Regions from separate parts of the Homo sapiens genome. Here region 2 is linked to region 1. A link is a loop called in an ENCODE intact Hi-C map of the cell type or tissue named here. Cell type or tissue: dorsolateral prefrontal cortex. All regions are shown on one strand. Each heading gives the region's core, and the rest is flanking DNA. Links, peaks and the distances in the headings are about the cores only. Region 1 overlaps SPATA3-AS1 (SPATA3 antisense RNA 1). Region 2 holds the start of C2orf72 (chromosome 2 open reading frame 72).

Evidence for each region. Hi-C counts contacts between places; a loop is a spot of excess contacts. Peaks named below come from ENCODE experiments on the same cell type or tissue, not always from the same donor. Only the 100,000 strongest peaks of a DNase experiment are listed, where the experiment ranks them.
Region 2: a loop joins it to region 1, with 2.5 times the contacts of the local background. A loop is called at or near these places in 2 of 110 quality-filtered maps.

Annotation. Positions count from the first base shown.
Region 1 is chr2:230,979,548-230,994,862 of GRCh38, forward strand. SPATA3-AS1 (SPATA3 antisense RNA 1) reads right to left here. Exons shown (of 6, transcript NR_033879.1): 3 at 12,787-12,855; 4 at 12,222-12,428; 5 at 7,437-8,632; 6 at 4,821-6,563. Among named protein-coding and RNA genes, the nearest start is that of SPATA3-AS1, 8.8 kb to the right of the region's middle. RefSeq lists enhancers at 2,203-2,342, 7,172-7,221, 7,623-8,122 and a silencer at 5,934-6,118. In dorsolateral prefrontal cortex, for the core only: CTCF peaks have their summits at 7,860 (motif pointing left) and 8,061; DNase peaks (open chromatin) are centred at 7,854 and 10,288; H3K4me3 peaks cover 1,037 bases; H3K27me3 peaks cover 973 bases.
Region 2 is chr2:231,030,049-231,045,363 of GRCh38, forward strand. C2orf72 (chromosome 2 open reading frame 72) reads left to right here and starts at 7,475. Exons shown (of 3, transcript NM_001144994.2): 1 at 7,475-8,151; 2 at 11,248-11,361. The coding sequence starts at 7,518. In dorsolateral prefrontal cortex, for the core only: a CTCF peak has its summit at 8,021; a DNase peak (open chromatin) is centred at 7,983; H3K4me3 peaks cover 4,167 bases; H3K27ac peaks cover 5,495 bases.

The sequences.
Region 1 (15,315 bases), core at 3,505-11,504:
ATGTGATGCCTGACATTATTTACTCCAGATGTGATAACTGACATTATTTACTGCAGATGTGATACTGACATTATTTATTCCAGATGTAATGCCTGACATTATTTACTCCAGGTGTGATACTGACATTATTTACTGCAGATGTGATACCTGACATTATTTACTCCAGATGTGATATTGACATTATTTACTCCAGATGTGATACTGACATTATTTACTCCAGATGTGATACCTGACATTATTTACTCCAGATGTGATGCCTGACATTATTTACTCCAGATGTGATACTGACATTATTTACTCCAGATGTGATACTGACATTATTTACTCCAGATGTGATACTGACATTATTTACTCCAGATGTGATACCTGACATTATTTACTCCAGATGTGATAACTGACATTATTTACTCCAGATGTGATAACTGACATTATTTACTCCAGATGTGATAACTGACATTATTTACTCCAGATGTGATATTGACATTATTTACTCCAGATGTGATGCCTGACATTATTTACTCCAGATGTGATGCCTGACATTATTTACTCCAGATGTGATGCCTGACATTATTTACTCCAGATGTGATAACTGACATTATTTACTCCAGATATGATACTGACATTATTTACTCCAGATGTGATACTGACATTATTTACTCCAGATGTGATACTGACATTATTTACTCCAGTTGTGATGCCTGACATTATTTACTCCAGATGTGATATTGACATTATTTACTCCAGATGTGATACTTGACTGAGAAGTCTACAGTGGCACCTATGCAGTACAGAACTCTGGCCAAAGATATTCAACCTGCATCTAATCTTGTGTAAGCAATCAGATTAACCCACATATGGGACACTCTACAAGACAACTGTCCTGGACTCTTTATCAAAAACTAATTTCACATAAACAAAGAACAACAACAACAATAAAAAGGTGAAAGACTGTTTCAGATGAAAAGAGACTGAAGAGCCATAACAACCAAATATCATACATGATCTTGATTGGATCCTGGATAGGAAAAAAAAATCCAGCATTAAAAGCTCTTCCGGGGACAACTGTAGAGATTTGAATACAGATAGTACACTGGGTGCTATTATGGTTGTGATCATGGTATTGTGGTTTTGTGGGAGAATATCCTTATTAGGAGATGCTGAGATATCTAGAAGTGAAGTGTCAAGATGTCAGCAACTTGCTTTCAAATTGCTCAGCAAAATAAAAGTATGTGGAAATATACAAAGACAGAGAGAGACCAACAGAGACAAAGCAATTGTGGCAAAATGTTAACAGTTGGAGAATCCAGGGTAAGTTCATTGTACTCTTCTTTGAACTTTTCAGAATGTTTGAAAATTTCAAAATAAAATGTGAGGGGGAGGGGAGGGAGTTGCAGGGTGGATAGAGAAGGTTGGGATAGAGCTAGCTGCCAGACCCAAACCATCTGCCACCAACACAGGGAGTTTAAAATGGCCCTCTAAATTACAATAGACTCATCTTCGTTTTGAAATCTTCCTAGGACGGGTGCAGAGGCTCATGTCTGTAATCCCAGCTACTCAGGAGTCTGAGGCACAAGAATCACTTGAACCTGGGAGGCGGAGGTTGGAGTGAGCCTCGATCATGCCACTGCACTCCAGCTGGGGTGACAGAGCAAGACTCTGTCTCAAAAAAAAAAAAAAAAAAAGAAAAAGAAAAACAGAAATCTTCCTAAAAGGAAGAGAAAGCTATACTACACTTTCCTCGAACCTCAAAGCCCCCACTGCTTATAGAAACTTTGAACCCAGTACCCACTGGAAAATAATGAATGGGAAACACACCTGGTAAACACAGTCCAGGTAGAGAGGAAGAGCCTCCCGATGCCCCCAGCCCTGGGTAGGAATCACCAAACCCTACCCCCCAGTTACCAGGCCTGTGAAGCCTCTGGCTTGTCCCAGCTTTGCACTCTTATGGGGAGGGGTGGGGAGAGCCCATCTACCACGCCCGTGTGTCTCCTGTCTTATCATCTAGGACATTCTTACATGGACCTCAGGCACTACTGGGGAAGGCTTTATTCCTTTTCAACACCATCCTCACTCAAAACTGCATTCCTTCATTCATTTGCTTATTTATTCAATGATTTGGCAAGTATTTATTGAACACCAGTGATGCACGAGGCACTGTTTTAGGAACCAGGGACACGACAAGGAATAAGCAGCCGTGGCATCTGTCTTCTGCGGAGCTCACAGGCAAATTGCAACTGTGACAAGTACCACAAAGGGGAGGAACAAGGTGCCCATCAAAGCTGGTGGCATTTGTGTGACAAGCAGGAAATACAATCAACAGGCTTTGGGGATGGGCTGGGTTTGGCGGACGATGAGAAGGAGTGTCAAGAGACACTCCCAGGGTTCTGACTAGTATAATTGGACAGGCAGTGGTGTTCTTCACCAGGACATCCTGGAAGAGGCCTGCAGTGGAGAAAGAGGCGACTCACACCCATGCAGGCCACGGGAGCACAGGTCAGGCACGGAAAGGAGAGGCCTGGGATGTGGTGTGGGTGGGTGGATTGCCTGTGGATTGGTGGTTATGGAAGTTATGTGTAGCAGGGGCCTGTTTTGCGCCTCCACCAGAAACTTCTGCCACTCCCAGGAGGACCACACAGAAGGTCTTCAGTCTCATGCAATTTCCTTTGATTTTGCTCATCTTTGTGCTCAGGAGCAGATCTGGGTCGCATCCTATCCCCCAGGTGACAAGGCTCATCTGGCCTGCTAGCCAGGAGGGTGCCTTTCCTTTGCCTCCAAAAGCAAAGTGGTGGGGGTGGGGGAGGGAACAGCTTGGCAACACAGATACACGTGCACACACACACGCACTCATATGCCTGATCTTTTTCTTTTAGGATTTGCTACCCTAGAGGTGTCTGATTAGCTTTACAAAGGTTAGAGATCATTTTATTTTGCCCAAATTTAGTCAAGGGAAAGCCCAGTGCAATTCGCCCTCAGTTACCCCCTGGTTCCACATCCAAGATTTCAATCAACCATGGATCAAAAATATTTGAAAAAAGAAAAGCAATTTAAAAATAACAACAGGCCAGACACAGTGGCTCACACCTGCCATCCCAGCACTGTGGTGGGAGGATCACTTGAGGCCAGGAGTTTGAGACCAGCCTGGACAACACATAATGAGATCACAGCTCTACAAAAACCAAAAAAACAAAAATTAGCCAGGTGTGGTGGCACGAACCTGTAGTCTCAGCTACTCGGCAGGCTGAGGTGGCAGGATAGCTTGAGTCCAGGAGTTTGAGGCTGCAGTGAGCCATAATCATGTCACTACACTCCAGCCTGGGCAACAGACTGAGACCTCATCTCCAAATTTTTTTTTTAATAATAGCAACAATAGGCCAGGCACGGTGGCTCACATCTGTAATCCCAGCTCTTTGGGAGGCTAAGGTGGGAGGATCATGAGGTCAAGAGATCGAGACCATCCTGGCCAACATGGTGAAACCCCATCTCTACTAAAAATACAAAAATTAGCTGGGCGTGGTGGCATGCACCTGTAGTCCCAGCTCCTCAGGAGTCTGAGGCAGGAGAATCGCTTGAACCTGGAAGGCGGAGGGTACAGTGAGCCAAGATCATGCCACTGCACTCCAGCCTGGCGACAGAGCGAGACTCTGTCTCAAAATAATAATAATAAATAACACAAATTTTAAAACTAATACAGTACAATAACTATTTACACAGCACTTACATTGTATTAGGTATTACAAATAATCTAGAGATGATTTAAAGTATACAGGAGAATGTGCATAGGTTATTTACAAATACTATGCCATTTTATATCAGAGACTTGGACATCCTTGAATTTTGGTACCTGCAGGAGTCCTGGAACCAAACCCTTTAGGATACTGAGGGACAGCTATAATTGCCCTGGAAAATGGAACCCTTCCCCCAACTCCCATCCCCCACAGTCTCCTAAAAACAAGACATTTTTGGTACAAGTATATTTTATGTGGAACGTATCAACAGGATGGAGTCCCACTTCCAAATGGACACAGGGCAATACGGAGCACAACAGGGCATGTGTGGAAGAAGTGTCCTGGGGGTGCAAACCCTCGGGAATTAAAAATGGGATTGGGAGGTGTATTTGTTCCTGGGGGCTCCTGCAGCAGATGACCTCAAACAGCAGAAACTTACTCTCTTACAGCTCTGATGGGCCAAGGGTCCAAGATCAAGGTGTCAGCAGGGCCACACTCCCTCTGGAGGCTCTAAGAAGAGTCTGCTCCTGCCTCTTCCAGGCCATCCTGGCTTGTGGCTGCAACTCTCAAGTCGCTGCCTCTGCCTTCACATGGCCTTCTCCTCTTCCATCTCTGTGTCTCTCCTCTGCGCGTCTCATATAAGGACATTCATCCTGGGATTTACAATCCGTCCAAGATAATGATCCCAAGAATCATTTCATCTCAAGATCTTTAACTTGAACCGGGCACAGTGGCTCATGCCTATAATCTCAGCATTTTGAGAGGCCGAGGCAGGTGGGTCACTTGAGCCCAGGAGTTCAAGACCAGCGTGGGCAACTTAGGGAGACCTCGTCTCTACAAAAAATACACACAAAAAATTAACCAGGAGTGGTGGTGTGCAACCCTAGTCCCAGCTACTCGGGAGGCTGAGGCCAGAGGATCGCTTGAGCCTGGGAGGTTGAGGCTGCAGTGAGCCGTGATTGTGCCACTGCCTTCCAGCCTGGATGACACAGTGAGACCCTATCTCTCTCACACACACACACACACACACACACACACACACACACGATCCTTAAGACCAGCCTGGGCCACATAGGGAGCTCCACACAGAGCAGGTGCTCATTCAATGTTGTAAATTACATTTGTAAAGACACTTTTTCCAAATAAGGTCACTTACATTTGTAAAGACGCTTTTTCCAAATAAGGTCAAAGACCCTTTTTCCAAATAAGGTCACATTTCTGGGTCCCAGGAATTATAATGTAGATGTATCTTTTGGGGGGCCACCATTAGACGCACTACAGTATGAGACTTTCACAGACCATGGGGGACAGGAGGCAGCGGTTAAGCTTTGTTTCTTTCTGACTTGGCAATGGCGCCCTGTGGTGACAGCCACTCATACTGGAACTGTGCTGAGAAACCCATCCCTCCCTCCAGCTCTCACTGCCGAAGAAAATAGGCATTCTGAGAAATGCTAGTGGGCCCCAACCCCTTCCTAGCCACGCAAGCGACCCCCTCTTCAGGGCCTATTTCCAAGCCCCCTGCTTTGAGGCCCATGCCGGTCATCCCAGATCCCAGCTGCCTCACTCTCCATTGAGTCCTATGACCTTGAGCCTTGATTTCACTTGTTCAAACCCCTCATAAGCATTTGCTGGCTGTCCAATGTACTTTGGACCCCAGGCTTATGAGAAAACTCATTTGGCAATTAATCCTACTCTCACCTTGGACCGGTTCTGCAAAGTCCCAGATTCTTGTGGGGAGAGTGGGCGTTTCAAAAGCGTAGAGAAGCTAACAAGCCTCTCGTCAAAACCACCCTCAAAGATCACCTATAAACCACCAGAAGCCAGGACCTTGAAGCTCAAAAGCAAAAATCCGCTTGTTACCTAGCCTTGCAGGGAGAGGATCCCTGGCCCTGGGGCAGGTCTACTTTGGAGATGAAGGGAGGGAGGGAGGAGGGAAATGGATTTGTTACAGAGATTTCAATCTTTTCTTCCTTCACCTCCGGATTTTATAAGTGGCTTTCCTGGACTAAGCCACAGTCATGTGTGTGGCAATCTACTGTATGTTATTCTCTTGGATGAGCTGCCTTGAGAACAAGGCTCCTGAGGGCAGAAAGAAGCTGCCCTATCTCCCTGTGAGTGGGTCACAGGGTAACCTGTGCAAGGCTGGGCAGGGCAGGTGCTGGATAAAGTCACTGGGGGAGAGGGGAGGAAGGGGGGGGGGAGGTCCACACCTGTGGGTCTCACGACTCAGGCGACCCCTTAAGGGACTGCTGCCACCAAGAGGAATACTGGGGTGAGCTTTCCCACCTCGCCACCCAGATCCGTTGTCCCCTCTGGGCCACGCGTGTGTCCAAAGCCATGACAGGGACAGACAAAGGCCCACACCATGTGGGCCCACACTTGGTTCCGGGGCTGAGTCCTGTGCCCAGCGCCTGACACAGCTCCACGCCCAGCTGGTGCTCATTCAATGCTGAATGCCTCAGAGAATCTTCAGGCCTGCCATCCTCAGCCAGGGCCTTGAGAGTCCCCTTATTAGTCAGGTTTCCCCAGAGAAACAGAACCAATGGGATGTGGACAGGGAGAGAGAGAGAGGGAGAGACAGAGGAAGAGAGAGAGGTTGATTTTAAGGAACCGGCTCACTGATCGTGGAGGCCAGTAAGCCCACATCTGCAGGGTAGGCCTGGGCGCTGGGGAACCAGGAAGAGCTGATGCTGCAGTTCTAGTCCCAAAGCCTTCTGCTGACAAATCCCCCCTCTCAGGAATGTTTTTCTTTTCCAAGGTGAGGAAGAGGTGGGAGGTGAAGGGTGAGGGTCAATCTTTGTCTTCAGGTCTTCAACAGAGGGAGCAGGACCCGCCCACCTGGTGAGGTAATTTGCTTTACTCAGCACTCATCCACTGATTCAGATGTTACTCTTATCAAAAAATACTTTCCCAGATACATCTAGAATAATGGCTGATCAAATATCTGGGTACCGTGGTCCAGCCAAATTGATGCATAAAATTATCCTCCCACTTCCCCACCCCTGGCCCCTCCAAGGCCCTCCGGGGTTCTCCGGGAGTCTGGCTCTCCATCTCCTCCTCTTTGCCCTCCGGCTTCCAGGCTGTGCGACCCTGAGGCTCTTCCCTGCCCTGTTCTACCCAAAGGGGCCTCAGGGGCTTGAATTCCTCCTTCTTGGACCTTTTTCTCTTTCCAGTCAGTGGATCCCATCACTTTGAGGGCTCCTGGAATGACATTTTCCCCAAGAAGCCTCTCCTGTATAAAACTGGGGGTTGTTGGCTGTGCCCAGAGGATGGGGGTGGCTTCCTTGCCCTCTTCACCCCCCACACCCCTGCCCCCTTCCCCCTGCATCACTGCCGGGCTGGACTGGGGGTGGGGGTTGGGGGAATATAAGCCCTGGATTGGGCGCCCTTATCTTGCTTTAATTTCCTCTAGAGCTCAGCGCCATGTGAGGTTATAGTAGTGGCCGACCTTGTTTACTCTTTCCTACCGGAGTATAAGCTCCAGGGGGCAGGGACTTCATCCCCAGAGCCTAGCCCAGGACCTGCACACGGAGGCACTCAGGGTGTTTGTTGATTGAATGAAAAACGTTCACTGAACACCTCTGTTGTGCCGCACACACTGTGCCAGGGCGTGGACGAAAGCTCAGCTGCCCAGGCCATTGACTATTTCTGAGCATTTCCACTCTCACGTTGTACACCCCTCATTTCTCTCTTCCTGGAGGGGCTCCCTACCTGAGCGCGGGAATCATCTTCCTTCCTCTCTCCTGGAGTCTGCCTGACTTGGTGTCCCAAGACAGGGACTGGGTCCCCTTTGAGCCCCTGGAGGAATGTGAACTGAGCCGATGAGGAGATGCCTCCTGTCTACTTGGAGGAAAGGGACCGGGACACACAGAGGCGCAGGGGGCTGAACCCTCGGTTCCAGCCCCGATAACTCATCCGGAGTCACGCGGTTCCGGGACTTTGCAGAGGAAAGGGGCGCGGGATGTGCTTTGGGAATAGAATTCCACCTTTGCACTCGGCTCTGCACCTGTCCTGCCCCCCGGAGATTCCTTGAGTCCACGTGGATCCGAGAGGAGAAGCTGTTGATCATTTCCTGTCCGCTGAGGCTGTGATCCCCGGGCGACCGGACCGGTAGCCCGGCAGCGCCCTCTGGTGGCCGGTGACGCTCAGCCAGCGCCGGGAATCGCCGCCCAGGCCCCAAGGACCAGAATCAGGAGCAGGATCAGGGCCAGGGCCAGGGCCAGGGCCAGGGCCAGGGCCAGCGCGGGAGGCAGATTTATCCCGGTGCACACCTCTAACTTATCCCTCCTACACAAGGCAGGACTCCGGCTTCTTTCCCTTTTCTGTGTATTTCAAAAGGAATGCACATTGAGCATAAAAAATATATGTAAACAAAAAGAAGCTCCCAGTCAAAGCTGTGATACTGTGTCCTGGCAGGACCAGCCAGGCCTGGGTCTCAATCCCAGACCTGCCATCTACCAGCTGACTGAATCTGAACAAGACGCTTAACTCTCCGAGCCACAGTTTCTGCATCTGCAGCCTGGGAATGGTGTGCTCTCCATTGCTGGGTTGTGTATAGATGACCTATGTACCCAGCACCTAGGACAGCCCCGACTGATGGGGGCAATTCTTATTAGACACAAAGGAGAATCTGTTAAATGTCCTTCAGTTTCTGCTCAGGTGTTCCCAGGGGGTGAGAGATGTTCCCAAAGATATAACTGCCTGCCTGATCGCCCAAGCAGAGACTGTATTTCCCAGATTTTCTGGCAGCCAGAGTTGGTCACAGGGCTAATTCTGGTCCATGGAATGTGGCTGGAAATGATGTGTCCAACTTCCGAGTCACGCCCTGCAAAGGAGGTTGTTTCCCCTCCATTCTGCTTTTCCATCCTCCTGCTGGCTTGGAAGTGGACGGTCCTGGATCAGCTGCCCTGGAGAAAGGAAAGGAAGCCACATATTGAGGATGGCAGAGCCTTCCTGACACCCCAGAACCACTGACATCTGCAGAAATAAATATTCCTAACCCAACGTATCTCTGGATCTCTTTGTTACACCAACTTAGATATAATCGTGGTGTTTCAAGTGCATGCCCAGGAGTCTTGGTATTCATTCTGAACACCAGCTGACAGAGCTTCTGCCTTTAGTGCCACTTCTTACCTTTAGTGTCTCCCCCCACCCCACCATGCACAAAAAAAAGCCCCTGCAAGGGCTGGACCCAGGGAACCCTAGGGATGGCTTAACTCCAGCCTGGTCATCCCCTCCCTGAGGTCACACTGAGGCTGGCAGCCCTGCCATCTGGATCATCCCCTCCCTGAGGTCGCACTGAGACTGGTAGTCCCACCACCTCTCTCTGCTCCTCTCCCCGTTCCATGGCTTCAGTGTGCCAGGGGCTGATTAAAGGTAGTCCAACGTGTCAGACAGTTAGTACAAGGGTTCTTCAATGACTGTCCGACTGCAGGTTGAACTGACAATGAACAAGACAGCACACTAGGGCTCCTTTACCCCAGTCAGGAGGGACAGAGTAGCTCAAATCCATGTTTTGGGAGTCTGGAACCTCTATTCCTTCCTGGTACTCCCCAGTTTAGGATATGTTGATAAAAGCTGGTTTAGAGAAGGCAAAAAGCAAGCCCCAGCCCCAGGTAGGGCCTCCTACCTCCCCTAGTAATCTCAATCTTGAGACTCCCACACTAGGGTAAACCTGTGGAAAGGCCAATTCCTGTATGGTGAAGTTGTCAGGTCTAATTTATCTTGGATGAAAGTCTAGCATCCATCTTTCTTTTTTTTTTTTTTTTTTTTTTTTTTTTTTTTTTTTTTTTTTTTTTTTTAGACCAAGTCTGCCCAGGCTGGAGTGGCAGGCATCTGTAGTCCCAGCTACTTGGGAGGCTGAGGCAGGAGGATCACTTGAACCTGGGGGGTGGAGCTCACAGTGTGCCAAGATCACGCCACTGCACTCCAGCAGACTTGTTTAGTCTGTTTTTGAGACTTAGGCTTGCTCTGTCGCCCAGGCTGTAGTGCTGTGGTGTGATCTTGGCTCACTGCAACCTCTGCCTCTCCAGGTCAAGCAATTCTCCTGCCTCCGCCTCGGGAATGGCTAGGACTACAGGCACACCACCAGGCTCGAGTAATTTTTGTATTTTTAGTAGAGATGGGGGTCTCACTATATTGCTTAAGACTGGTCTTGAACTCCTGGCCTCAAGCAATCCTCCCACCTCTGCTTCCCAAATTGCTGGGCTTATAGGCATGAGCCACCGCGCCCGAGGATCCTGGAGTTTTTAGCGGGATTCTAGCTCAGAGTTTTCTGTTTGACACCCTGCTTTTCAGAGTTTTTTATGTTTATATTTTTAAAAATAATTTAGCATAACTTGGTAAAGCTCATTTTAAGAAAAATAACAAAGGGAACAACTTTCCCCACCGTTGGGTTTCCAGTCTCTGTGACCGTCCTTGTTCCCTCCGTACTGCCTCATCATGACACTCTGCTCACCCCGCGTGCTGGGCAGCAAACGAGTTCTATGCTTTCTGTCTTGTTTTCCTGAGGACCTTTCCTGGCGTTTTGACAGGCCGCTGGTACCCACAGAAGCCTGGAACTGAGGGGGCCCAAAATCATCTCGGGCAACACCACCCGTTTATATCGTAATAGCGCAAGACTCCGGCGCCCGAATCACCCAGAGAGCCGACTGGCCGAGCCGGGGCCCAGCCACCCAGGCCGCCACTCTTCGCTGATTCTCAAGAGTTGCGGGTGCAATGAGATCTGGTCCACTGCTTTTTAAATGCCCCGGGTGCATAAAAATTCGCCTTACTTAGAGCCTTGGGGACGAAGATTTATCCATGGTATAAAAGGATGCACCTTTTGAAACCACAAAAGTAGAAAATGGAGAAACTGAACACAGTCGGCGTTATACCAGCGTCCAACAGCAACTTCCTATATATTAGATTTCCAAGGAATAGCGGGGCGGAGGTGCTTGGCCACGACAGGAAAAGGTAGGGCTCAGGGGTATTGTGACATGCTCCGGAGAAGGGCAGCTTTTCCCTCCCAACGGAAGCCCGAGCCCAGAGGGGCGAGGGTGTCGGGCCGGACATGGAGCAGCGGCCTGGGGCCCAGCCCTGCAGGGCACCCCAGGAGAGGAAGGCGGAGGCGCAGCCACAGGCCCCGGCCCAGTCTGTCGAGGGCCACGGCCAGGTGCTGCTGATCAGCGGGCTCTGGAAGCAGGATGAGGACGGCCTGAGCCTGCAGAGCTTTCCAGGAGACACTGCAGCCGATCAGCTCCCCAGGCCCTCGTCCGCCCGAGCCATGAGCGGCCACACCAGCGCCAGCAACTGCACCGCACGGCGGTCCAAGCGCTGGGGCGACAGCTCCATGAACTGCGACGACTGCCCGGCCACGAAGTCCAAGCGCTTCACCAAGAAGTCGCGGCGCTCGGAGCCCAAGGCCGAGGACCCGCGCGAGGCGCCAGGGGCTCCTCCTGGGACCCCCACCTCCGCGGCAGAGGACACAGCGTCTGCACGCGGGGCACCGCAGCACCCGCCTGAGCGGGGCGCGCAGCTGCTCCTGGTGTTGTGCCGCGCGTCTGCGCTCCTCACGCAGCTGCTGCGGCTGCAGCTGCTCCTGCAACAGCAGCACGCCCGGGACCGACGTCCGCCCGCCGCGCTCGTGGGGATCGTGGTGCAGCCGCAGCAGGAGGAGGAGGCCGAGGCGCGCCGCCGCATGGAGGCCCTGCTCAGCCGAGTCCTCGCGCCGCACAGCCCAGCCGTGGAGGTGCACACGGCCGTGTTCTGCCCCGGCCGCCCCGAGGGCACCCTGGACTTCCAAGCGCGCCGCCAGCAAGTGCACAGGGTCTCCCTGATGGATCGGGAGACGCAGACCGATGGTGAGGGGTCGGCGCGGGGAGGGGGGAGCCCCGGGGCGGAGAACGCTCAAACACGCAGCCCTGGACCCCGACCCTGCCGCCCCGCGGGGTAGAGGACAAAGCCCCGGAGTCACGGCCTCTCTCCTGGCGCCTCCAGGAGTTTTGGGTACTGTTTTGGGTGGTAAGGAACTAGAGTTCCTCCCGGTGTGCTCACTGGGGCAATCTCAGCGTCAGAGGTGTTCGAATTAATTCGGAGGGCTACGACCCCCACTCACTGGCCCCACATGCAACTTGGGGCATCGGTTCCCATGACTTGGGGTCACGCTTTTGTAAGGTATTGATTTGGGACTTTGTAGAAACGGGGCCCCACTCCCTCCTCTCCACATCCTCCTCTCCCTTGCTTGCTTCTTTAGTCTTCTCCAGGGAAGAATAATAACACTAAAAGCACGCCTTTTGTGAGTCAGGCGCTGTTCTAAGGGCTTTTCACCTGGATCCTCATGGCAACCCTCTCAGGTGGAACTCCGCTAGACTAGCTGGCCGACTTCAGGATTCTCCTTCGCAACTCTTGAGACCCTTTCTGTTATGGAGACCAGGCCTGTGGCCCACGGGATTAATTTGTCAGTCTAAGGTCCCTGGGCAGTGAGATCTTGAGGGAGCGCCAAGTCCCGCAACCTACCTGCCAGCTCCACCCTGCCAGGGGCAGCAGGAGGGACTGAGGAAGTGCTCTGTGTGGCAGAGTCCAAAGGTCAGGTACCCAAGGTCTGCCACTCTCCAGCTGGTGACCAGAGCAGGCATCCTCTCTATGGACCAGTGTCCCTCCTGTGTGACGTGAAGGTGAAGGGCTGGTTGATGTCCAGGGTGCCATCCAGCTCAGAGAAGTCAGCTTCAGGACAAATGGTGACACACTTATTCTAGGTGCCCAGGAAACCAGAACCATCAGAGACCTTCTGGGAGGAAATTTTCACCCCATCAAGACCTTATTCTGACTATCTAATTTCCAATTCCCTTCCCCTACCTAGTCTACTGCATTTTCACATGACTGGCATCCCTAGTTAGGAAACTCCCTTGCCCATGGACTAGTCCAGCTGTGATCCTCAGCCAAGGCCAGAGAAGTCCCAGTCCATTTTTGAAAACACCCCCTTGGTGATGAAGCCTTGGAGGTGCCTGATCCCACATGCCCACCTGCCCCCATCACAGCTTCCTGCTGTCGCAGCTTCCTGCTTTCTCTGTCCTAACTTTACCTTTATTCAGTTCCAGCAGCTTGCATTAAGCCCCTACTCTGGACTGTGGCCTTCTGAGGTTTCCACCATCTGGGGTTGGGGAATGAGAGGGAAGGCAGAGACAGAAATAATTCTAATGCCGTTCAGAATATGACCAGTCTCATACAAAGAGGTGCCCCGGAGCTCAGCAGCAAGGGAAGGATGGCTTCCAGTTGGAGATCTCAAGAAAGGCTTTTTTTTTTTTTTTTTTTTTTTGAGATGGAGTCTCGCTCTGTGGCCCAGGCTTGGAGTGCAGTGGCGCGATCTCCGCTCACTGCAACCTCCACTTCCCGGGTTTCAAGCAATTCTCCTGCCTTAGCCTCCTGAGTAGCTGGGACCACAGGCGTGTGCCACCATGCCCAGCTGATTTTTTTATATTTTTAGTAGAGACAGGATTTTGCCATGTTGGCCAGGCTGGTCTCAAACTCCTGACCTCAGGTGATCCGCCCGCCTCAGCCTCTCAAAGTGCTGGGATTACAGGCATGAGCCACTGTGCCCAGCTTAGAAAGGCTTTATGAAGAGATTTATCCACTTGAGATAGGGCTTGACCAGAAAATGCTTTGGTAGAGGTGCAGAGAGGGATGATAGAGGAGAAGGGCTTCTGAAAATGCAGGAATGTTCAGCCTGTTCATGAGATCTCTGATGTTCACGGTTAGCTAGAGCTGGACACAGGTAGTAGTAGTGGCTGATAAGCACTGGGCAGTGGGCTGTGGCTGTATTATGGAAGAGCCAGGCTTCCTGTATAGGAACAGGTGCTCAAACAGAAAGCAGTGGGGCCAGGCGCAGTGGCTCATGCCTGTAATCCCAACACTTACGGAGGCCAAGGCAGGCAGATCACTTGAGGTCAGGAGTTCGAGACCAGCCTGGCCAACAGAGTGAAACCCTGTCTCCACTAAAACTATAAAAATTAGTCAGGCATGGCGGCGCATGTCTGTAATCTACTCAGGAGCCTGGAGCATGCCTGTAAGCTACTCGGGAGGCTGAGGCAGGAGAATCAGTTGAACCCGGGAGGTGGAGGTTGCAGTGAGCCAAAATTGGGCCACTGCACTCCTGGAGACAGAGTGAGACTCTGAAAACAAAAACAAAAAGAAGAAGAAGAAGAAGGTGGGGGCTGCAGGGAAGACGTTCTAGCAAGGAGCTATTGAGGGACCATTCTTCCTCATTCTTCTGGGACAACCTCTTTCCACAGGTGCCCTCTCTCTGCTTCTTGGGACCACTCTTACTAAAGAATTCACACATATTTTTGCTGCTGCCACAGAGAAATTCCCCACTCCTCCCTCGGCCTGCCCTCTGTGCTTCCTCCATCTTTCTACAGGAAGACAGAGACTCATTCTCTGTGCCCTGTTTGGCTCCTTCTGGTAAAATGGAATATTTCTTTCATTGCTACCAGGAAGTTCTACCTATATGTGTCTGCTCCTATCTGATTCATTTACACCAACATGGCACAATCAGGGGCAATGTGGACACACACACTCCTACCCCATCTCTAGGGGACATTTAGCAATATCTGGAGACATTTTGGGTTGTCCTGGGGTAGGGGGGAGTAAAGACTGGGTAAAGACCAGGGATCTGGTAAACTTCCTACAATACACAGGATGACCCGCCACAACAAAGAATTACTCAGCCCAAAAATGTCAACAGGGCTGAGGTTGAAAAACACTGATTTAAACCAGGTTGAGGCCCTCGGCCGAAGCCCATTGGTACCTGAAAATCCAACTTTGCAGAGATTAATGCCTTAGGAGTTCCTGAGCTGTCTGCTAGATCTCAACAGGGTTCCCGGCCTCGGTTTCCAGTCTCTCTGATTCTAAATGGAGTCCCCTCAAGGGTTCCATTGCTCTTGGCTTCAGGAAATTACCAGCTTCATACAGATTCACTTGCTCCCAGAGCCTCCTTAGGCCAAGGTCAACCAAACACAACCCAATACTCTTGAGCTGAGCTTGCCTTCACTTCTGATCCTTCCTGCCTTTGTTTTCTTCAATCTTCTCGCTCAGGGACCTTTTTTTTTTTTTTGAGACGAGTCTCACTCTGTCGTCAGGCTGGAGTGCAGTGGCACAATCTCGGCTCACCACAACCTCCGCCTCACAGGTTCAAGTGATTCTCCTGCCTCAGCCTCCTGAGTACCTGGGACTACAGGCGTGCACCACCATGCCCAGCTAATTTTTGTATTTTTAGTAGAGACAGGTTTTCACCATGTTGGTTGGCCAGGATGGTCTCAATCTCTTGACCTCATGATCTGCCCGCCTCAGCCTCCCAAAGTGCTGGGATTATAGGCGTGAGCCACCGCACCAGGCCACTGGGGGACTTTTTAATTCATTATTTCAAAGCCTGTATAATTATCTGACTCCCTATTGTTTTCTGGGATCATGAAAATAATGAGCCCCAAACTGGAATTTAGTCCTTCCGATGCCCCCAGCCAGCTGTGTGACCCTGGGAAAGTAACTTAATTTCGCTAAACCTCAGTGTTCTGAGGAAAGGTCATCATTAAGGTATTTTTAGGCTCTAGAAGCCCTA
Region 2 (15,315 bases), core at 4,515-12,514, 52 kb after region 1:
TCCAATAGGAAATAAGTGAACGGGTAGATTAATTACTCAGTGTTTTATACAAATAGATTGGACAAGGCTTGGCTCTTAAAGACAGCAATCCCAAATAGCGGCAAGCTGTTTAGCTTTTTTCTTTTCTACTTTGTTTAATATATTTTCTAATCAAAGTATGTAATAATATGCATAAATTTTTTTTTAGGGCAAGTAGAACAGCTTTTTACAATGGAAACAAAGCCGCCTCCTGGTTTTCCTTCCAACTCTGAGCTCCACTCCAAAAAGGCCACCGCTTTTTTAATGTAAACTTGTTATTAAGGACATAAATCATAAGTGACCAGCTCAATACATTTTTACAAAGTGAACACACCTATGTAAACAACACATACTTTTAACAACTCAGGTTTGAGTTTTTGGGTGGTTACTTCCATGCAGCAAAATAAGATCCTCATGTACTACTTTATTTATTTTAGTAGTATTATTATTATTATCATCATTATTATTTTGAGACAGGGTCTTGCTCTGTTGCCCAGGTTGGAGGGCAGTGGCACTATCTCAGCTCACTGCAACCTCTGCCTCCCGGGTTCAAGTGATTCTCCTGCCTCAGCCTCCTGAGTAGATGGGATTACAGGAGCTCACCACTATGCCCAGCTAATTTTTGTAGTTTCAGTAGAGATGGGGTTTCACCATGTTGGCCAGGCTGGTCTCGAATTTCTGACCTCAAGTGATCTGCCTGCCTCGGCCTCCCAAAGTGCTGGGACTACAGGCATGAGCCACTGCGCCTGGCCTTAACTTTAATAAACCTATTTTTGAGTAGACAGTTCATTCCTGTGGAACAAAATTCAAAACAAACAAATGGATAGGCAGTGTTAAATGTCCCTCCCACCCATAAATCTTAACCTGTCATTTCCCTTTGTCAGAAGCCATCCTGTTACCAGTAGCTTGGATTTCCTTCTAAAGGCAATCTATTATTTGACCTATTTTAAATATTTTATTTAATAATTTATGTCCTATCTCAATATAAAACAATTTAAGGAAGATGTTGGGTTATACAATTTGAAGGGCAGAATTCCTCTCAAAGCAGTGAAAACTGACAACACCAAAGAAGTAAGGTGTTCACTGAGCTTTTCCAAATATCGTTAACAATTCATAGAAAGATACTAATTCTTTTGGCCTTTCCCTCATGGTAGCAAGATGGCTGCCATAGCTCCAAATATCAAGTCTTCACACAACATTCTGTGAAGCAAGGAAGGTGATGGCCCCAAAAGGGCCTGTCAACTTCCCTAGTCAGGGAAGGAAATCTTTCCTGGAAATCTCTCCTTGTCTTGGACTGGCTAGAAGTGAGCAGCATGCCCACCTCAAGACCAATCACTAGCAATGAAGAACAGTTGGCTTCATCTATTCACGCTTCAACCCCTGAGGCTGGGTCCATTGCTTTTACACCAAAATCAGGGCTCAGTAAGCATGAGTGGCCAATGAGCAGAAAACCAACAGTGTCTGCCACAGCCAGTACCTTTGTCCTGTCACTGTCTAAACCTGAAAACCAATCTAAACTAAGTTGTTAATCAGGCCATGGAAATAAATCAACCTTGGAAGAGAATGATGATAGCATACCTTCTAGACCTGTGCTGTCCAATATGGGAGCCACTAGCCACACGTGCCATTTAAACTTAACTTTACATTACTTAAAATTAAACAAAACTTTAAATGCAGTTCCTCAGTCACACAAGCCACATCTCAGCTGTTCAATAGCCTCATGTGACTAGTGGCTACTGTACTGGATAGCACAGATTTAGAACAATTTCTTCATTGCAGAAAGCTCTACTGGCAACCACTGCCTGTCCATCTGCCGCTACCACTGATAAGAGGCTTCTCTAAAGTGGTGAAGCGAGAGTTTCTCTAAAGTGGTGAGGTGGTGCCACCTTAGTGTCATTAGCAACACCGCCATCATCTTTGTCCAGTGCAACCTGAAATTGGTAAGCTGAACATCCTCTAGCCAGTGATCACAGAAGCTCCCTGTCCTGCAGAGTCACGTCAGGGTCAGTCACAGAGCTCTGACAAGATCTGGTGCAGAGGAACCTCATGTTTCCATGCACTCACTGAGCCCATCTTCCTGACCGGGTTCTTGATCCACCCCTCTGGGAAAGAGAGGCACTGGCCAGGAGCTGGCTTGGGCAACTAAGGTTATCATAAGATTATTTTAATGGTCACCTTGTTCTATATCAGGCACCTCATGAACGATGATCATGAAGTCACCCACTGCCCATTGCCCCAACACTTGCACACTTCCTATTTTTTCATCAGCCGGGGACCGAGGAGCTGCAGAAAGTGAACAGAATGAGACATACAGGTACAGGGGCAGGGCGTCTGTGGTGGGCACCGGCCCTCATGCCCACCCCACAGATACAGCTCACATTGTATTTGATAGTCTATAAAAGGGCACCTGCTCTGAGACTTGGGGGAGGAATAAGGTTGCCTCCAGTAATAACTGCTCTTTGCTCCACTTTAACCTCAATGGGCCTGACAGTTGAGGTGCCAGCTTGGGTGCAGTTGGTGCAGCCCTGTCCTGGGGGAGGGAAAGGCCAACCAGGGTCCCATTCAACTCTTAGAGACCATGGTTTCTTCCTGGCCAATTTTGGCTGGTGCCATTCTCCCAGGAGGGGACCTTGGGAGACTTACACTGAAGCTCTAACTTGATCTGGCCCAGTAGATTTGAAAGGAGGCCCAAATTGAGTGGCTTCGAAGTCACCATATGTCCTTGCTGCACAAATGAGCTGCTGTTCTCCTCCTCACCCCTACTGGGGCCTCAGATGCTCACAGATCCCCACGAAGTCACCTTGCAGCTGTGGCCACCAAGGTGACAGGTGTAGACACTCTCCCCACAGTTATGTGCCAGGTGTTGGCTGACGGAGGACTGCCCCCACTGTGATGCCCTCAGCCAGTACAGGTGTGTCCTGGGGGCCTGCCTGCCCCTCCTCCTGGCACCACTGACTAGTCCAGGGCTCAGCAGGAGCATGATAGGCACTGAAGCCTGGTCTCTGCCCGTCAGCATTTCCTGCAGGCTTCTTCAATCCCATTTATTCCTAGTGTTCCATTATTGGAACGCTAAGCATGTGGGAGTTATTTATTTCCTGCTGCTCAAGGTCATTGCCAAGGTCTGATTTTTCACACATGTCTGCAATTCAAAAAATTGCAACCTCCTGCATAAGTGGGTTAACAAACCTTCACCAGACCCCTAAAGTTCAGGCGAAATTGAGATATTTGACCCCCATAAGAACACCAGCTGGCACAGAGATCTGCATTCCTGGTGCCCTCATGGGAACCAGCCTGGGCCTGGCAGAGGAGGAAACGAAGTCCCAGCACACCAGCGAGCAGGCCTGCTCCACCTCAGGGGCACCCAGCACTTGTTAGACCCAGTTTCAAGTTTCCAGCCCCTCTTCCCACCTCAGCCTCTTTCCTCCGTGGGTCCTGGGGGCTCCTCCAATTTCCTTTCCCTCTGAGGTCTTCCTCATGTTAAAGATCTTCCTCCCTCCACCCAGCTCCCCAGGAAGCCAGAAAGTCTCCCCAGGTCCAGCCTTCCTTTTAGCCCCCAAATCAAACATCTTAGGGAAAAAGCGGAAAAGTACAGGGAGAGAAGAGAGGAAGGAAAGGAAAGAAGAGAGAAAGGGGGAGGTGGGGAGAGGGGAAGCGGGGAAAGGAAGAAAGAAGGAGAGGAGAATAGGGTGACAGAGTGTGAGTAAAGAGGGAAAAGGAGCTGGCAAGCAACTAGAGGGAGATTACTCCTTGTTTTCCAAACCAACACTTTCTGGTCACTTTTTTTTTTTTTTTTTTTTTTTTGAGACAAGTCCTTGATCTCTCACCCAGGCTGGAGTGCAGTGGCACAATCACGGCTCACTGCAGCCTCGACCTCTCGGGCTCAAGCCATCCACCCACCCCAACCTCCCAAGGAGTAACTGTGACTAGATACACACTGCCATACCCAACTAGCTGTTTGATTTTTGTTTGTTTGTTTATTTAGGGATGGGGTCTCGCTATGATGCCCAGGCTGGTCTAAAACTCCTGGGCTCAAGAAATCCTTCCACCTCAGTTTCCCAAAGTACCGGGATTACAGGTGTGAGCCACCACACCAGTCTCTTATCACTTGATTCCCACCAAATTCTGTTTAAATGAACATGAAGAGGTAAAGTATTTCAAAAATCCCAGTTTACTTTATATCTTCATTGAACACCAGAGAAAGAAGAAGTCCATTAATTTTATGATGTTTTTCTAAGGTGCGGTGGGAGAGGAGGAAGAAATATTCTTGGCATCTTGCCTTTTTTTAAAAAAAAAAAAAAGATCTTTGCAGTTTCCTGTTAATTTAATACCAGAACCTTTGCTGTGTAAATAACACAGATAAAGATAAACTTTACTGGCCCTGGACTCCAACCTTCGTTTAACATTCCACCCCCCTCTGATCCATCCCGCATCCCGCCTATGGAAATTTGTAATTAGTTGTGGAGATTTAGAGGCTGAGAATATATAGTTCAGGAGGCAGAGCATGTTGGTTTTAGACAAGCCTTGTAAGAATGTGCTAAAAATCCCAGTATACCTGACAGTGCTTCTCTAGAACTTGTCTTTCTCTCTTCCTCAGAGGTGACCTGGATGGGGTTAATTCCCTTTCTGGTCAACTTGTAGGTTTCACCCTGGCTCTGCCACCCACCCTCCCAGTTTATTATACCCACTTAGGCTGTGCTTTGCTGGCATGGCCTTGCACTGTTATTTAGACAAGTGATTTAATCCCTCTTACTTGCTATTATTGAGCACTCTTAGTTCCTCTTTTTTTTTTTTTTTTTTTAAGATAGTCTCACTCTGTCACCCAGGCTGGAGTACACTGGTATAATCTTGGCTCACCGCAACCTCCGTCTCCTGGGTTCAAGCGAGTCTCCTGCCTCAGCCTCCCAAGTAGCTGGGATTACAGGCACACACCACCATGCCCAGCTAATTTTTGTATTTTTATTGGAGACGGGGTTTCACCATTTTGGCCAGGCTGGTCTTGAACTCCTGACTTCAGATGATCTGCCAGCCTCAGTCTACAAAGTGCTGGGGTAACAGGAGTGAGCCACCATGCCCAGCCAGATTTAGTTCCCTTTTTGATAGGGCACTTCCTCCAATAGTGTTTTCAAAGAGGGGCTATATGTGATACGCCTTCTGATTCTTTATATACCTGATAATTTAGCTAGAAATCCAAATCTAGGGTCAAAGTTATTTTTCTTTGATACTTTAAAACAATTTTTCCATTTTTTCTTAAACCCAATGTTGTTGCTAAGAAATCTGAAGTCAACCAGATTTTTGTTCCTTCCTCAGTCCTTCTACTACCCAGCTTCTGGGAATACAGGTGTGATGGCCCAAGCTTTAGCAGCCAATTTGGATTATGAAGATGTCAGAGGGCAATAGTGACTTGGTATGAAATCTGAGTCTTCAAACACCTAGTAAAGCAGAACTATTATACTATTTCAGCCATAAACTGTCCATCCCCAAACGTCTACAAAAGAGAAAAAGAAATTTTCATTGTTATTAGTGTTGTCTGTGTTATTAAGAAATGAATCTTAATTCATATATCCATTAAACCTGCTTTGTTTTATACTTTCCAGAAGCCTAACTGTTTTTTATTTTTTATTTTATTTTATTCATTTATTTATTTTTTGAGACAGAGTTTCGCTCTTGATGCCCAGGCTGGAGTGCAATGGCACGATCTCAGCTCACCAAAACCTCCACCTCCTGGGTTCAAGCCATTCTCCTGCCTTAGCCTCCCAAGTAGCTGGGACTACAGGCATGCACCACCATGCCTGGCTAATTTTGTATTTTTAGTAGAGACTGGGTTTCTCCATGTTGGTCAGGCTGGCCTCCAATCCCCGACCTCAGGTGATCCACCTGCCTTGGCCTCCCAAAGTGCTGGGATTACAGACACAAGCCACAGCGCCCGGCCCCAGAAGTCTAATTATTTTTCCCAGTGAATTCATGTTTCCCTAGATATCAGCTACTTTGGTTGGCGATAGGTACACCTGGAAGAGACTAAAACCTAGGCTCTTCCTATATATCCCACCTGGGAGCTTAAGGAATGGGGGTGTGATGGGACTTGCCTCTGGCATCAAATGTGAATGTAGCCACTCCCCATGTGCCACCCTCACACACACCAGACACCCCACTCAGGGAGCTTCTGGGCACTCTCCCCTGGCCAATCCTCTTTCATGAGGCAGGTCTCGTGGTTGGAATTCCTGACCCATGAAGTGGGAAGAAGAGGCTGCCGGGTCTGGTTTTTCTGTGCTGCTAGCCCCAGCCTGATATGCCATCCCTGGCTAGCACAGCTGTTTTCTGCCTCCCAGCAGTGCTGGGGAGATGGGGTTGAGAAATGGTCTACTCAGGCCAATGCAAGCAAAGAAAAGAGCACAAGTGTATAGCGTTCACTCAGCCTATCCCCCTTCTATGGCACTGAGGGGAGGAGGCGACAGGCCTTCCCTGGTTTTACATTGGTTTCTCAGAGTCCTTACCAACTCCCCTCTTGCTTCTGCGGCGTCTTTAGGGTACTATTCAGAGAAAGGTGCCAGCCCTTTAAGTACATTATCATCTTGTCACTTTCTGCTTTAATTTTACATTTCATTACAAATTACGTGAAATGTAATACTCAGTTCTTCAGTTGCACTCGCCAGATTTCAGGTACTCAATAATAGTCACATATGGTGCAGACAATAAAAAAGTTTTCCATCATCACAGAATGTTCTATTGGACAAGGCTGACCTAGATCCTTAGAAGGAAGGGAAATGCATTCCTGCTTCTGACCTGGCTGGCCCCTTGCTCCCCACGCAGATCAGAGCACCATCCGTGTCCTGCATCTGGCCCCCTAGACTTTCTGCTTTACGGAAACAGTCTGGGTTTCAACCCCAGCGCCTGGGGTGGTACAATAAGTATTTGTGGAAATAATGGACCCTCGGTCAGTTTTTGCTAAATGTTGAAGCCCAAAAGGAAAGCTGGGTGGCAGAAATAACCCCTGCGTGTTCTCTTTTATCTCACCTTCCTACCCACTTCTGCGCCCTCCGCCCCCTACCCCCCTACCTCCCACCCCACCTCGGCAAGACCCCAAACTGTGCAGGACTCTGCTCCAGGTCTCCAAACGATCTTATCTAGTGAGGGGATAATTGTCTGTCTTCCCAACCTCGGCTGCCCAGCGCCTGCACATAGTAGGTGCGCAGTAAGTATGTGTGGGATGGACGAACAAATGAATGAATGAATGACTCTCTGTTTCCCCGCGTCTGCGCAGGGACTTCGGGAGGAGCCACCCTTGGAGGGCTGAGGAGAAAGCCCTCTTCCTCCCACCCGGGCCCGCGATGCGGGCTGCGCCCAGGGGCGCGTGCACACAGAGGCCCCGCCCGGGGGCCCGGGGGTCCGGCTGGGCTCGGCCCTCGGGGGCGTGTCCTCTGTGCCGGGGCGCCACCGCCCCGAGAGGCGGGCAGCGGGTGCGCCCGGGCCGCGGCGGCCGCAGAGGGCGGGCGGCGGCCAGCATGGAGCGCGAGCTGGAGGCGCTGGCGGCCCGGCTTGCGCGCCCTGCCGAGCCGCCCTTCCAGGCGTTGGTGGAAGCGGCGGGGGGCCGCGGGCAGGTGCTGCTGGTGGGCGAGCTGTGGGAGCGCGAACAGAGCCGCGCGCTGCTGCGGGACTTCGCACGGGCGGTGTTCCCGCCGGAGCCAGGCGCGGCCAAGCCGGGCGGCGCGGCGGCAGAGGGCGCGGGGCCCGGGGCGGCGCGCGGGGCGCAGAGGGCGGCGAGGGCGGCTGGGGCGGCGGGGGCGGCGGCGGCGGCGGCGCGCGCCATCCGCTCGCCGCTGGTCTTCGTGCTGTGCCGCGCGTCGTCGCTGGCCGCCCGGGAGCCGCGGCGCCGCCTGCGGGAGATGCTGCGGGACGTGCGCGGCCGGCGGCGGGCCGGGGCGGCGCTGGTCGGGGTGCTGGTGGCCGAGGCCGGGCCAGAGGACGCGGTGGCGCCGGGGCTGCGGCTGCTGGAGGCGCTGTTGCGCGCCGTGTTCGGCCGCCAGGCGGGGGGGCCCGTGCAGGCGGCCGCCTACTGCCCCGGCCTCCCGGCCTCCTGCCTGGCCGTCCAGGCGGCCGCCTGCAGGGCCCTGCAAGCCGCCGGAGCCGGGCAACCAGGTGAGACTGCGCGGGGCCCGGCTGGGCGCGGGCGGGCGGTGGCTCGGGCACGTCCCCCAAGTTGGACCCCTTTGGCCATTCCCTTATTGAGCACCGAGGTAAACTGAGGCTCAGAGCAGGGAGGTGCCTAGAGCCAGGCCTCGCAGCTAGCGGAGAGCGGGCCGTGCGTAGCGGATCGAGTCTGTCCCGGAAGGGTCCGGAGTGCACGGGAGATGCCTAGGGGGCGTGGGAAAGCTGAGGGGCCGAGTAGAAGGCAGAGGGAGTGGGTAGAGAGAAGGGATGAATCGGGCAAGGCCGAGATCTAGGAGTTACGGGGTGGGTGGGGGTGGGGAGAGAAGAGGAGTGGGGAAGGAAATGGGAAAGCCTTGGGATGGGAAAGTTTCAAGGGGGTGGATGGGTGCTAAGGAGATTGGCGGTGCCAGAAGCTAAATTCTAGGGCGCTGCGCAGCCAGAGATGCGTCGGGAGCTCTAGGAGGGGCGGAGGGGCATCTCCAGCGCGGTGGAGGCTCGTCCTGGAAGCCCTGCCTGGTTTTAGGAAGAGGGCAAGGAATGGGTGCTCGGGACTTGACGTGTGGGGAGGTGAGAGGGACTAAGAGTACATTTTCTATTGATTTCTGGCCACCCACCAAGGCTGTGCACCCAACTGCTGTGTCCCTCAGCCTCCCCCAGGTCTGCTGAGGCCACCTTTTCCCTCCACATTCTCCTGAAAGGTGGAAGGGATTTAAGGGTCTTTTCCCAGCCCCCGTGACTGCTGCCATCAGCAGAAGGGTCAGGATCTCCTTCCTCCTGGAACACAAGGCTTTACAGGAACTCTCCAATGTTCTAGGATGAAAATATGCACATTAAGAGTAGCTGCATCTGGCTATCGCAAGGACAAAAAACCAAACACAGCATGTTCTCACTCGTAGGTGGGAATTGAATAATGAGAACACATGGACACAGGAAGGGGAACATCACACACCAGGGACTGTTGTGGCGTAGGGGGAGGGAGGAGGGATAGCATTAGGAGATATACCTAATGCTAAATGACGAGTTAATGGGTGCAGCACACTAACATGGCATATGTATACATATGTAACAAACCCGCACGTTGTGCACATGTACCCTAAAACTTAAAGTATTAAAAAAAAAAAAAAAAAAGAGTAGCTGCATCTGGCAAACCCGGGAGATCTTTGCACTCTCCAGCTCCCAGCTTTCTCTCCCTGCCCAGCTGGGCAGCCCTTCAAGCCCTCCAGCCCCTTCCTCTTAAGTAGATAATGAAGAAAGTGGCTGTATTGTGTGTCTCCTGGAGTATTGGCGTTGGTTGGGGGGCGGAGGGTCCCAGCAAGGAGACCTGTCACCTGTGATGCTGCCAATGTCACATTCACCTGCCAGCCTGGCCTGCCTGGGCGAGCGCGCCTGCCCTAACCCTCCTCCCTTAGGGTGCAATCCATTTTTTTGTTGAGGCTGTGATTGTTCTGATTTTTGTTTCAACCCCTTTGCTGACCAGGCCTCCAATAGAAAGAAGGGAATTCACACACATTTTCTATACCCTAATGAGTGCATGCATTTTTTTTTTTTTTAGATGAAGTCTCTCTTTGTTGCCCAGGCTGGAGTGCAATGATGCGATCTCTGCTCACTGCAACCTCTGCCTCCCAGTCTCAAGCAATTCTTCTGCCTCAGCCTCCCAAGTAGCTAGGACTACAGGCGTCTGCCACCACACCCAGCTAATTTTTGTTTTTTTGGTAGAGACGGGGTTTCGCCATATTGACCAGGCTAGTCTCGAACTCCTGACCTCAAGTGATCCACCCACTTTGGCCTCCCAAAGTGCTGGGATTACAGGCATGAACTACCACGCCCTGTCCCTCCTAAGCTTTTTGTAGACACATTGCTGTTGCCTGAGCCTGAAGAGCCTTTTCTCCTCCCTCCTCCTCACCTGGCCAATCCCATTTGTGCATTCAGAACTGGACTTCCTCCTCCGGGAAGCCTCCCTTGACCTTCCCTGCTCCCACTTGCAAGTTCACTGGCGAAATCCCAGAACCCTTTATCCCTTTGCTCTCTGAGCTCTTACCACATGATTTCGTTCCCTTGTGAACATGATTTTGTTCCCTTGTGGGTTTAAACACCATCTGCAGTCCCATTTCCTGATACCCTGCCTGGCATGCAGACAGAGTGAATGAATCCTCCCTTCCTTTTAAATAAACACTAATACTTTTGAGATTTTAACACTTTGCAAGGGAATTGTTCTCTATGTTAAGCGCTTTCCTACTTTTATAAAAACATACTGAACAAAATTAAACCTCTCGCAAATGACTAAAGGTCGTGAGTGGAATTATAACTTATAGCCCACTGATTTCTTTGCAGCTTTTGCAGTGGGCAGAACTATTATCTTCACACCAAATGGATTCATGTCACTAAGATTTCGCTAGTGGTTGGATCTGTTTTTTTAAAGTTTTCCAATTTCTTTCCTCACCGTCTGATGATAATTCTTATTCTAGGTTGCTTGCCTTTTGGCAGTGCCCTTTTACCCAGTTCGTGGTACCTAATCCAGCTGCCTTTGGGTTGAAAAACTAAGGATACAGTCTCTTTACCTTTGGGTGCGGGTTAAGAGTAAATTGGTCCTGAATAAAGATTATGAACAAGGATTTTCCTTGTTTTGGTTGCCTGAAGTCTTTTAAAAATAAATAAATAAATAAAATAAACAACCTAGTTCCTGTTGACTTTATAGATTACTAAAAAATGTATCTATTCCTGCCAAGAAATAGTTTGAACTAAAATCAGAGGGAACGTGCAGCTCTTTGAGTATTTTGTTTGGTGCTATGTAATTGTAATTAATTTCATGTCATTTTCATTGCTTTATTTCCTCAACATGGTACCTACATCACAGGGCTTTTGTAAGAATTAAATGAGATAACATAGATAAAAGTAAAGCAATCATTTTTAAAGTTCGGTTTTAAAAACCCACCCACTTTTGCAAATCAGACTCTGTGTTTTTAATCAGACAGTTGAAACTAGGGCAGTTGACCGTTGGGGCACTTGATTTGCTAAACGAAATCTCTCAGTCTTGTGAAGTGGGAACCATGTGACCCTCTGACTCAGGTTTTGTGTTCTTCCTAGTGGAAGGAGCCTGGGAGAGGCCAGGCCTCCCCGGACTGCTAGCCTGCTTTTCCTGGGGTCCCTGGAGCCGGAGGAAGAACCAGGATGTTGCTGCCTGCAGAAGCTCAGCTCAGGGTGAGTGCTCCCCGACCTCCTGCATCCTGAGGGCCAGGTGCATGGAATTATGGGAGTGGTCACGTGAACTTGGGGACCTTAGGGACAGAGTGGACCAACATCTATGGAGTGCTTGCCATGTGCCAGGTGTGGGGATGAGCAATGTGAGGTGCCCATATGCCAGGCAGTGGGCACATGGGCTCGGTCAGGCTGGGCTCTTTCCCCAGGAGTCTCCACCTAATGAAGGCAGTATGGGGAGGGCTGTAACAAAGGTGTCTCCAGGAGCATGGTGGGGTGCATGGGACGTGCATGGGACCAAACACAGCAAGTCTCCCTGGAGGGTCCAGGGAGTATCCTAGAGCAAGTGATATTTGATCCGGGGATGGAGGGATTTTCGTAGGCAGAAATGGGAAGTTTTGGAAAAGGAGCACTGAGCTAAGGAGTGACAGCATGATGTCATGCTCAGAAAAGGGACCACCTTCGAGAGGCCCTGGGAGTGAGGTGCAGAAGGAAACCAGTGAGGGCCAAGGCTGAAGGGAAGAGTTTGGACCAAATCAGTGTCCCAGATGTGCAGCCTTCAGGAGTAGTGTGCCATGAGCGATTTCTGAGCAGAGAGATTGGGGTGTGTTTAGAGAGATGGACTCTAGGAGAGGGAGACACCTCGGCAGAGCCCACCTAGGAGGAGGCTGTCGTGTCCCAGGAGGGATAACAGGCGGCCTGGGCCCGACCTGGGCAGTGGGAATGGAGGGGAGAAAACTCACCCGGAGCCACTCCTAGGTGGAATCATCAGGCCACTAAATGGAAATGAGGGAGAAGGGGAAGGGGAAGACACCCCTCCATGTCAATGCTGATGTTAGAGAGATAGGAAGCGCACTGATCCCCCCCTTATCCACGTGAGATGCTTTAAGACACCTGTGGATGCCTAAAACCATGGGTAGCACCAAGCCCTACGTATACACTGTGTTTTTTACTGTACATATATACCTACGATAAAGCTTAATTTATAAACTAGGCACAGTTAAGACATTTAACAATATATAACAAAAGTTACAGGAATGAGGTATCTCTCTGAAAATATCTTATTGGACTGTACCGCAGGTAACTGAAACTGCGGATAGTGACGCCATGGATGGGGGTGGCTACAGTACTCGGAAGCATGGTGTAGCCTGCTGAATGCACACAGCCCATCCCAAAGTGCACTGAGAAGTATAGCTTTGTTACAGAAACAATGGATGGTGGTTCAAAATTAACTTTCATTGTGTCTCTCATTTAAGAAAGAAAACCATTAGTTGATGTGTCAGTCTTCATTGCTGCATAAGAAATGATCGCAAGTAGGTTGGGCATGGTGACTCATGCCTGTAATCCCAGCACTTTGGGAGGCCAAGGTGGGCAGATGACCTGAGGTCAGGAGTTCAAGCCCAGCCTGACCAACATGGTGAAACTCTATCTCTACTAAAAATACAAAATTAGCCGGGTGTGGTGGCACATGCCTGTAATCCCAGCTACTTGGGAGGCTGAGGCAGAAGAACTGCTTGGACCCCGGAGGTGGAGGTTGCAGTGAGCCAAGGTTGTGCCATTGCACTCCAGCCTAGGCAACAAGAGTGAAACTCCGTCTCAAAATAAATAAATAAATAAATAATCACAAGCTTAGCAGCTTCAAAGGCATTGATTAGGTGTCTGACTTCTTGCTGGCTGTCAGCTGGGGCTGCTCTCAGCTCCAAGAGGCCCCTGCCATTCCTTGCTCTCACAAGCCCTCTCACAAGAGATCCTCCTTCAATCAGCAGGAGAACCCCGCTCTCCAGTCTGCTAGGAGGGAGTCCACATAACCTAAGGAGTCAAGGTAGTCACTAGCCATTGCATTTGTCAGAGAGACAACCTACTCCCCAGAGTGACTAAGCTATCACATTCACAGAGCCCATCCAGACTCAAGGAAGGGCTTTATAAGGGGCCAGAATCTTGGGGGCTGTCTTAGAATTCTGCCTGTCATGTTTGAAAACTCAAAAAAAAGTACAAAAAAAAAAAAGAAAGAAAACAAATGTGAAACATCATTCACTTAATTCCATCATTCAGAGATAACTACAATTATATTTTGGGGTACGCCATTCTATTTACCTATCTCTCCTTGTGCTCTTTAAAATTTAATAAACTCACTTCTATATCATCTTCAAAATGCAGTAGATATTTAAAATGTTTAATTGCAAAAATGCTAACTTCAACCTCTCCACCATCATTTTGGATATACTTGGAAACTAAAGGAGAAAAGATGAAGCAACAGAATCATTAACCATTTTACATAAATCTTGGATAATTTCTCTCTCTGTGGTATGTACAAATCTCATATAGAAGTGAATGTATTAAAATGCAAATGGCATTTATGGACTATGTACACACATTGATAGCATATGATAAATATAGGATATCATAATTACATGCATTTATACAATCATGAGTTGCTTAATGACAGGGATATACATTCTGAAAAATACATCTTTAGGGGATTTTTGTTGTGTGAACACGATAGAGTGTACTTAGAAACCTGGATGGTATAACCTACTACATGCCTATGCTATGCGGCATAGCCTATCGTTCCTAGGCTACAAACCTGTACAGCAGGTTACTGTCCTGAATATTGTGGGCAACTGTAACACAATGGTAAGTAGCTGTGTGTCTCAACATACCTAAACATAGTAAAGGTGCAGTAAAAATATGCTATAAAAGATCAAAAAATGGTACATCTGCATAGGACACTTACCATGAATGAAGTTTTCAAGGCTGGAAGTTGCTCTGGGTGAGTCAGCGAGTGAGTGGTGAGTGAATGGGAAGACCTAGGACATTGCTGTGCACTACTGTCGACTATATAAACGCAGTACACTTAGGCTACACTACATTTATTTTAAAATATTTCTTTCTTCAATAATAAATTAACCTTAGCTTACTGTAACTTTTTTACTTTATAAGCTTTTTGATTTTTTGGCCAGGCATGATGGCGCGTGCCTGTAGACCCTGCTACTCCAGAGGCTGAGGCAGGAGGATGGCTCGGGCCCAAGAGTTCGAGGCTACAGTGATCCGTACTCCTGCCATTGCACTGCAGCCTGCACACCATAGTGAGACTGTCTCAAAACAAACAAACAGACAAACAAAAACCACCTTTTTAAATTATTAAAAGCTTTTTCACTCTTTTGTAGTAATACTTGGCTTAAAACACAAAATATTGTAGAAATGTACAAAAATATTTTCTTTCTTTATATCCTTATTTAGTAGGCTTTTTCCTATTTTAATTTTTTTTTTTTTTTTTTTTTTGCTAAAAACTAAGACACAAACATGCGCCTTAGCCTACACCTACACACAAGGTCAGGATCATCAGTATCACTGTCTTCTGCTTCCACATCTTGTCCCACTGGAAGGTCTTCAGGGACAATAACACACATGGAGCTGTCACCTCCTATGATAAACAATGCCTTCTTCTGGATACCTCTTGAAGGGCTTGCCTGAGGCAGTTTTACAATTAACTATATATATATATAAACTTTATATACGTGTGTGTGTATATATATCTTTATATATATATATATATACACACACACACACATATAAGTAGAGGGAGTACACTCTAAAATAATGTTAAAACATATAGTAGGCCGAGGCTGGCGGATCACCTGAAGTCAGGAGTTCCAGACCAGCCTGGCCCACATGGTGAAACCCCATCTCTACTAAAAATACAAAAATTAGCCAGGGCGTGGTGGCACACGCCTGTAATCTCAGCTACTCGGGAGGCTGAGGCAGGAGAACTGCTTGAACCTGGGAGGCGGAGGTTGCAGTGGGCAGAGATTTCGCCAGTGCACTCCAGCCTGGGCAACAGAGCAAGACTCCATCTCAAAAAATAATAATAATTTTATATATATAGAGAGAGAGAGAGACAGTACAGTAACATAGTCATTTCTTATTATTATCAAGTATTGTCTACTGTATATAATT